Regions from separate parts of the Homo sapiens genome. Here region 2 is linked to region 1. A link is a contact called in ENCODE Hi-C or POLR2A ChIA-PET data. All regions are on one chromosome and are shown on one strand. The core of a region is the stretch at or near the end of the contact, and the rest is flanking DNA. Distances in the headings are between cores, read along the strand shown. Region 1 holds the start of LACTB (lactamase beta). Region 2 overlaps RAB8B (RAB8B, member RAS oncogene family).

Region 1 (4,470 bases), core at 1,143-3,642:
AGGAGAGGTACAGAAGAGTGCAAAAAACACATATGTGAAACCAGCCCAATTGTCCAATAGAATATGTTTATGGTTTATTTTGAATAAAGAGAGAAAATTGACCTGCCCAGTCTTAAAACTTGAGAAACTTACATTTGTCTTATCTGAGTTCCTTTTGGAGGAAACCAACCATCAGGTCTCCCAGATAGTATCAAGAAACTGAAACTTACCAGATCACCACATTTGGACAATGAGACACCAGATCCTTCACCTGTCATGATTGCCTAACCCAGCGGTTCCCAGCTTTTTTGGCACCAGGGACAGGTTTCATGGAAGAAAGTTTTTCCATGGGGTGTGGGGTTGGGGCTGATGGGTATGGTTTCAGGATGAAACTGTTCCACCTCAGATCATCAGGCATTAGTTAGATTATCATAAGGAGCAAGCAACCTAGATCCCTCACATGCGCAGTTCACAATAGGGTTCGAGCTCCTATGAGCATCTAAGGTCATGACTGATCTGACAGGAGGTGGAGCTCAGGCAATAATGCTCCCTCACCTGCCACTCACCTCCTGCTGTGTGGCCCAGTTCCTAACTAGTCCATGGCCCAGGGGTTGGGACCCCCGGCCTAACCAACCACCTGCTTCCTGTTGAACAATTCTTCTTCCTTATCCCTCCCTATTTCCTGTTTCCCCACACATAGTTACATTTCTTCCTTGCTATATAAACCCCTAATTTTAGTTAGCTGAGGAAATGGACTTGAGACTGAACTCCCGTTTCCCTGGCTGCAGCACCTGAAAAAGCTTTGTTTTCCCCCGGCGATACTCATTGTCTTGGTGACTGGCTTTCTGTGTGGCGAGCAATGGGATCTAGGCTAAACCCTTGGTGTTTCAGTAACATATGTACAGTTTAAAGAAAAATTATGTACAGTTTAAATAAAAGTGGGCACTCATAACCACCACTGACTGCGTCTTTTACATTTTTCTCTTTATATTTTTTCTCTCATGTTCTTGGAGTAGTGGTGACCCCCACCGTGGGAACCTCCAGTACTATCTTAATAGAGTACATCTGTCCACTATAACTGCAGTTTCAGTGTCAAACGCTCTGGGTCCTAGGATATTCTGGTCTCTTGGAGTCTTGGGTTTTGTGAGTAGCCCCAGAAGCTTTACTTATTTAGCCCCACTATTTTCTTGCTAGGTATGGATACCATTATTGCCTTTTCCTCCTATTAAATAATTATTACCTCAATATATTTATTTTGAGGTATGTATATGTTTACTCAGTAAGTTTATTACCTCAATATGTTTGTCCTGATGGCTTGTCAGTTCAAGTCTGTGAGCTCTCTTCTTTATTCCACCTGCAAGAAAAGACAGGGCCATTTTGTATATGGGGCATATTGCCCCAGTGCTGAAGGTATAAAGCCTACAAGCTTTCAAAGATTGTGTGTGTGTGTGTGTGTGTGTGTGTGTGTATGTATGTATCCCAAAATATAAAAATTACAAAACTGATAAATGTTTAAGTAACTTCAAATTAACATATCAATTTCATTACACGTTAAACTAGGATTTTATACACATTTTACATTTTGTAGCAATTTGAGATTAGGTTTCTTATTTCACAAGAATGTCTGATCATTTACAGATGCTGAGAAATCATAGGTAATTGTAAATTATAATAGTTACTTTTGGATTAAAATTTTTCAAGCACGAAATTTTTAAAAAACACTTTATCTTTTATAGCAAAAGAAAGGTAATATAAGGTCTGGATGTAACTTCATGTCTTTGGTACGGTGTGGAGCTAGAATTCCAGAAGCAATAGATTTTAAAACATCTTTAGGGAAATGGGTGAATTGAAATGAGACATAAGGGAGATGGCAAGAGAGTGAAAAGAAGCGCGTTCTAAAGGGGGAAAGGAGAAAGGGAAAGGAAAGGAGAAAGGCATCTCTAAAGGGAAAGGAGATGCCTGCTGAGCGTCTACTGTGTGCCCTGCGCTGTTCCAGAAGTTGAGGATCCAAAACTAAGTCTAGGCTCCCCAAAGAAGTCCCACTCTGGTAAGGAATCTGACAAGTAGTTAAATGATACAAAGTGTTAACTGTTGTTAAAGAAGTGTGCACACTGAGGGGCAAGATGGTAAGGGCGAGAACTCCCATGGGACGGGAACTAGGAAGGCTTCTGGGAGGTGACGCTTGATCTGAGGGTAAGCAAAGGAAAAAAAGGAAAGAGAGACAGAAAGGAAAAACAAGGAAGAGACAAGAAAAGGGAGAGGAAGAAGGGCTCGATGCGATCGGCGCTCGGGTAGTCAGGCGTCGACTGCTAGGGTCTGACCGCGGTCCCCACCCCCGTCCCGCCCCCTGCCCTTCCCTCCGCCCCGCGCCGCGGCTGGCAGGGTGTGCGTGAGTTTGGTGGCGGCCGGCTGTGCAGAGACGCCATGTACCGGCTCATGTCAGCAGTGACTGCCCGGGCTGCCGCCCCCGGGGGCTTGGCCTCAAGCTGCGGACGACGCGGGGTCCATCAGCGCGCCGGGCTGCCGCCTCTCGGCCACGGCTGGGTCGGGGGCCTCGGGCTGGGGCTGGGGCTGGCGCTCGGGGTGAAGCTGGCAGGTGGGCTGAGGGGCGCGGCCCCGGCGCAGTCCCCCGCGGCCCCCGACCCTGAGGCGTCGCCTCTGGCCGAGCCGCCACAGGAGCAGTCCCTCGCCCCGTGGTCTCCGCAGACCCCGGCGCCGCCCTGCTCCAGGTGCTTCGCCAGAGCCATCGAGAGCAGCCGCGACCTGCTGCACAGGATCAAGGTGCGGCCACTGGAGCGGGGGGCGTAGGGGGCCGGGGATCCACCCCTGTCGGCGGTGCTGTCGGGGGCTGAGTGGACCCCACCCGGGGCGGCGGGGTGCCCGCGATCGGCTTCCGAGAAAGACTTCCCATTTCCCCACCGCCGAGCCGTGGTCAGACGCTCTTGGGGGTTCCCCAAATCTGGGTGGAGGTCACCGCCTGTCTCGGGGACCGCCCCTTCCCCCTAGGGGGCGGACAGGCACATCCCTTGCTGTTAGTGAGTGACCATGGCCTGGGACGAGGTGGGCGGGGCCCAGGTGGAGGGGGCGGGGCCCAGGCTCAGGGGGCGGGGCCTTGGAAGGTCCCCGAGGAGAGCGCTGGGCTTTTTCAGCAGGCCCGTAACTGTCGGTTCTTTCCCCTTCGGTCTTAGGATGAGGTGGGCGCACCGGGCATAGTGGTTGGAGTTTCTGTAGATGGAAAAGAAGTCTGGTCAGAAGGTGGGTTCAGAAAATTGTTGTTTTGTTCTGTGCCAGTTGGTAAATAAAATATTGTTTTACTGGTTAGAGTGGATCCCATGAAATGCTATTGCATTTACATAAAACGATGCATATTGTAGAGAAAACATCTAACATAATAAAGAGTCAGGTGTTTTTAAATCACGGTAAGGTTTAAAATGTGACTAATAAATTGGAGTCATGAGGATGGCTACCCACTCCCACTTTTCTCTTAGGACTGGATTTATTAGTCTGAAAGTTTTATACAGTAGTCCCTCCTTATCCTGGGGATATATTCCAAGACCCTCAGTGGATGCCTGAAAAAGTGGATGATATTGAACCCTGTATATACTATATTTTATCTTATATATACATATCTATGATAAAGTTTATAAATCAGGCATAGTAAGAGATTAGCAACAATAATAAAATAGAACAATCACAACAATACTCTGAGTGGCATGCAATTTAAAGCTTACGAATTGTTTATTTCTGGAATTTTCCATTTAATACTTTCGGACCATGGATAACTGAAACTGAGGAAAGCGAAACCACAGATAAGGGGTAACTACTGTGTAGAACAATCCATTAACTGAGTACTTGCAGGTAACACTTATGGGTAGATAAAACTCAGAATTTGTGAAGTTTTCTTTTTTAATTAAGTTAACAATTTCTTGAGGCCTCTCTTCCGTAAAAAGCAAAGTGCTAAGTACTGGGGTTATACACTATTGTAGGGACCAGCCCCACAGGGTCGGTGGGTCTCTCCCTGTGTGCGGCGACGAGAGAGTGTAGAAATAAAGACACAAGACAAAGAGATAAAAGAAAAGACAGCTGGGCCCGGGGGACCGCTACCACCAATGCGCGGAGACCGGTAGTGGCCCCGAATGTCTGGCTGCGCTGTTATTTATTGGATACAAAGCAAAAGGGGCAGGGTAAAGAGTGTGGGTCATCTCCAATGATAGGTAAGGTCACGTGGGTCACGTGTCCACTGGACAGGGGGCCCTTCCCTGCCTGGCAGCCGAGGCAGAGAGGGAGAGGAGACAGAGGGAAAGACAGCTTATGCCATTATTTCTGCATATCAGAGACTTTTAGTACTTTCACTAATTGACTACTGCTATCTAGAAGGCAGAGCCAGGTGTACAGGATGGAACATGAAGGCGGACTAGGAGCGTGACCACTGAAGCACAGCATCACAGGGAGACGGTTAGGCCTCCGGATAACTGCGGGCAAGCCTGACTG
Region 2 (4,224 bases), core at 823-3,322, 110 kb after region 1:
GTTGGCCAAGCTGTTTTCGAACTCCTGACCTCAGGTGATCCGCCCGCCTGGACTTCCCAAAATGCTGGGATTACAGGCGTGAGCCACCACGCCCGGCCTGTTATCACTTTTTATTTAGAGAAAAGTCAGTGGGATAAGAGGATGAGAGAAGGCAGAGGCAGGCCTGCAGGAGAGAGTATGATTTTACTACTTATTATTATTATTATTTTAGAGACAGGGCCTTGCTCTGTTTCCCAGGTGGGAGTGCAGTGGCACAATCATAGCTCACTGTAGCCTTGAACTCCTAGGCTCAAATGATCCTCCTGCCTCTGTCTCCCGAGTAGCTAGGACTACAGGCATGTGCCACCATGCCCAGCTAATTTTTAATTTAATTTAATTTAATTTGTAGAGATGGGCTCTCACTATGTTGCCCAGGCTGGGAGAGTATGACTTTAGGTTTTTCTCTACTGCCTCTAGTAATTTGGTAAAGACCCTTCCTCCTCCCCTCTCTACTAAAATGTTTATTTGTATTAATTGGGTGGGAAAATTACCAAATTTTACAGTTCATACCAATATAAGCTGAAATATTTCTGAACAAAGTGACTTGGGAATTTTCCTGGAAAGTAAAAATATGTATACAGCTAAAGTTTGTTTTAACCCTGGTTATTATCTGATACATTACATGGATAGCATTCTTTTTAATTTTTTCTTTTTAAGAATTCATTCTAAAAGGGAAAAGAGATATCATTTGTTTTTAGTTAGTTGTACTATGTAGTGTTATTACTTAGTTCTATTAGTTTATTTTTTTAGCTTTCATTTACCTCTAAATGAATGGAAAATACGATACATGGTCAATACTTGGAAAGAGCCAAATAATCAGTTTCACTGCATTTTTGGTGCAACATCATTGGAATGTAGTTGTAATTTTTTCCAGTGATAATTCCAGTGATTTGGCAATATGGTCTTCCCATAGCAATAGCGCCTTAGTACCTAAAATCAGGGATTTGCGTGTTTTTTGTTTTTTTTTTTAACTTCAGTTTTTGAATGTCTTCAGAGTATTCACCTCACCCTTAAATGAAACAGATCTGACTCAGTTGTCAGAATTCAAACAAGGAAATTCTAGGTTTAGGAAATAATAGAGGTTCATACTCGAGGGGTTTTCCTGCTACAAAGGTACACTTTATCAGAAACAATGGATGCAGCAAGAGAGACGCAACTGGTTTTGTTTTGGAGCAGTTTGGTTCTTGAGATAATGATGAATTAATAGTGGGGAAAGAAATGGAAGCTCAGAGGCATTCTGAACTTTCATTCTTTAAGAAAGGTTAGTTCACCAGTTAGCCCCTTTATGAAAAGAGACTTTATTGAAGGTACAACATCTGTTCACTGAGAATCTCTAAAATCCACATTTTGACATCTTCGAGCTTATTGCTACTTCTAGATTGAGTAACACTTGAAACACATTTCCTTTTCAAAGTGCAAGATTTGCAAAAGAGACTTGTCATGAAGTCTTTTGGCCTGGCTTAAATGGTGAGCTGAATGCTGGATAATCTCTGCTGGCTCCTTAATCAGATTTAAAATTCTCAGTGTTTCCTAATTGTTTCTGCATACTTTACCTGAGTTGTAGCTGTATTATTACACTTTATTTGCTATTTTTGTCTTTCTTGACTTTTGGTAGTTCTAGCATTTAGAAACCTTTTATTTATGATTCAACACATAGTTATATTTTAGTAGTTATCATTTGATATATAGTTATTTATTTTGCTCATTTATTTCCCAGAGATATATTAAGGGTTAATTAGATCATTATATTTTAACCTTACAAATTAAAGCCCTTCGAGACTCAAATAGAGACATTGTTTAAAACTATTCTTAATTGTACTATTTGTATATCTATAATGCATGTTTATGGCTCAAAGAGAAATTAGTAAATTCTTCCTAATTTCTGAAATTAGTTTATGAGTTTGTTATATTTTGTTGGTATGATTAGATCTTATGGGTACAGCTGTCATATGAAGAATGCCAAGAATTGAATTTAATTTAGTAACAAATAGAAAATTCTGAAACAGTGTAAAGCCGTTCAGCTTTTTTAGCAGGAAGTGGTAATGTGTGTCACTGTTGACATATATAAATGCCATTTAATTTGCCACTTCCTATTCATAGGATGGAAGAACCAAACACGTCAGAAAATTCTAGTCCATCTTCTTAGTTTATCAGGTTTTTTTTTAAGGGCAAGTTATATTTGCTGACCATTTGTCCCCCTTAAAAAATGCCCCGTTTTCCTCTGTTGGGTTGAACAAAGCTAAAATAAACGTATTTGGCTGCCAGTGATCATTTCACACTGTTGTTAAATGTTTTCTAAACTTACTTTTATTGTGTTTTTCCTCCTAAACTTTAGACTTCCTAATTTTCAAACAAGAAAACAATTTTAATATAAATAAACAAAAATTTAAATAGTTATAAATATATCCAGCAAAATAACTTATACTTGGTGAAAATAGCTTTATAACTTATGCGACGTATATTTATGAAAGAACAATGCCTTGACCTCTTTTTTTTCAATCTAAGTAGCATTCTTTTTTTTTTTCTTTTTTGTTGAGAATAGTCTCATGGCATGCCAGGGCTGGGGAGTGGTGGCGCAATGATCATAGCTCACTGCAGCCTTTAACTCCTGGCCTCAAGCTATCCGCTCACTTCAGCCTCCCAGGTAGCTAGGACCACAGGCACGTGCCACCACATCCAGCTAATTTTTAATTTTTTTTTTTTTAGAGGTGGGGTCTCATCATGTTGCCCAGGCTGGTCTCCAACTCCTGGCCTCAAGTGATCCTCCCACCTCAGCCTCCCTAAATGCTGGGATTACAGGCATTAGCCACTGTTCCCAGTCTCAATCTAAGTAACATTCTTGATTTATTTCTACCTTTACATTTTCTCCAAGTCCTTTATTTTGAGAAAAAAATATTTTAAAGCTTCAGTTTATGACTCATTTTTTATTTCAGTAGTCCATTTTTCTAATTAGAGATTTCAACTAATTATCCTAAAATCAGCTACTCTAAAATTTCATTAATCTAAATTCAAACCAAAAAAAGCATAAGCAAAATTTGATTGTCAAAGAAAGTTTCAAAACTGGCAAGAACTGTATCTTTATTGTTAATCAAAATCTTAAGGAGGTGAATGTAGCATTTCTTTAAAGTAGACTTCAATATTTGGGAAACTATTTTTCTATTTCTGGAAGATCTCTGAAATGTAAATATACAAACCACATAACCCATATTCAGATAGCCTGGGATCACGTGTTTCCAAATGTACTTTTGAAACAAAGTCCTGTTTTTTTTTCCTTTTTAACTGTAAAAGCACAGTATTTAACTTCTGCTTCTTAAAGTGGGTCAAAGGGGATAGATAACCTTTGTAGAAAAATGTGCAGTGCTGTGAGTAAACCCAGCATTGAAATCTTGCATTGTTATGATTCATTGAAAGGCTGAATGACCCAGAAGTCTGAATTTTTTTTCAAGGTTCTCATGACTGCAGCCAAATTAGTCTTTTAAAAGAAATTCAGTGGGAACGAGGTATAGAAAACCTTAGTTGAAGGTCCCTGATGTTTTTCTACCCCTGATTTTTCTGGACCAGGCAGCAGACTTCCCCAGGAGACCCAAGATAGTACTCAAAGCAGGAGAGCTGTGTGTGTTCTAAGCTGCAGCACCCACCGGCCAAAATGCATCAAGTCACAGCTTATGCTGAAGGTCAGGAGAACTAGTTGGCCCTAGAGAGAGAGTTCCGAAGGCCAAGAAAACTACTCTTTCCCACACTCCAGCAATGGTATCCTTTCACCCATTCACAAACGCAGGGGCAACCTCCCTATTCTCTTGAAACAGAAAAGATTATGTTATTAATATCTGTTGACTGACTAATTTAACTTTAGTGTAAAAGAGTCTTGTCAATCTGTCCCTTTACCATGTTCAATTATATCTAATTTGTGGAATGAAAAGTGGCCCAGTACTGCTCATTCCAAGTTCCTTTTCCCTGTTAGATCTGTTAACTATGGACTTGGGCCAGGTTGAAAGTTTCCTTCTTTCTGTTTTGCTGGCCAAGCCCTTCCCCTCAGCTGCCTCCAGCGACATCACTGGTTGCTGAGAAATATCTGGTAAGCAGTACTCTGGGTAAGAGCTTGCTCCTTACCCCTCACTGGTGCCACGTGGTGAGGTATCTGCGAGCTCTGATGCCCTGTGGGTTGCGCTGGACAATGCAGAAACC

The links. Hi-C counts contacts between places; a loop is a spot of excess contacts on that map. ChIA-PET counts read pairs that join two places held with the same protein, here RNA polymerase II (POLR2A). Pooled maps may share reads with other maps.
Region 2: a pooled map shows a loop between it and region 1 (4-fold over the local background). The contact joins the enhancer-like site here to the promoter of LACTB in region 1. A Hi-C loop is called at or near these places in 1 of 37 single-sample maps with no recorded cell type and 8 of 50 pooled maps. POLR2A ChIA-PET finds 5 or more read pairs at or near these places in 4 of 52 experiments (Caco-2, H1, activated B cell and 1 more).

What each region holds. Positions count from the first base shown.
Region 1 is chr15:63,119,469-63,123,938 of GRCh38, forward strand. LACTB (lactamase beta) reads left to right here and starts at 2,393. Exons shown (of 6, transcript NM_032857.5): 1 at 2,393-2,760; 2 at 3,168-3,234. The coding sequence starts at 2,404. LOC107984798 (a long non-coding RNA gene) reads right to left here and starts at 2,299. Exons shown (of 2, transcript XR_001751584.1): 1 at 1,272-2,299. RefSeq lists silencers at 2,282-2,861, 2,882-2,951, 2,962-3,151.
Region 2 is chr15:63,230,504-63,234,727 of GRCh38, forward strand. The region is part of intron 1 of RAB8B (RAB8B, member RAS oncogene family); the gene reads left to right. Among named protein-coding and RNA genes, the nearest start is that of RAB8B, 43 kb to the left of the region's middle. Within about 2 kb of position 2,073, at least 6 of the 41 ENCODE cell types and tissues checked have a DNase peak (open chromatin) inside an H3K27ac peak, as active enhancers do.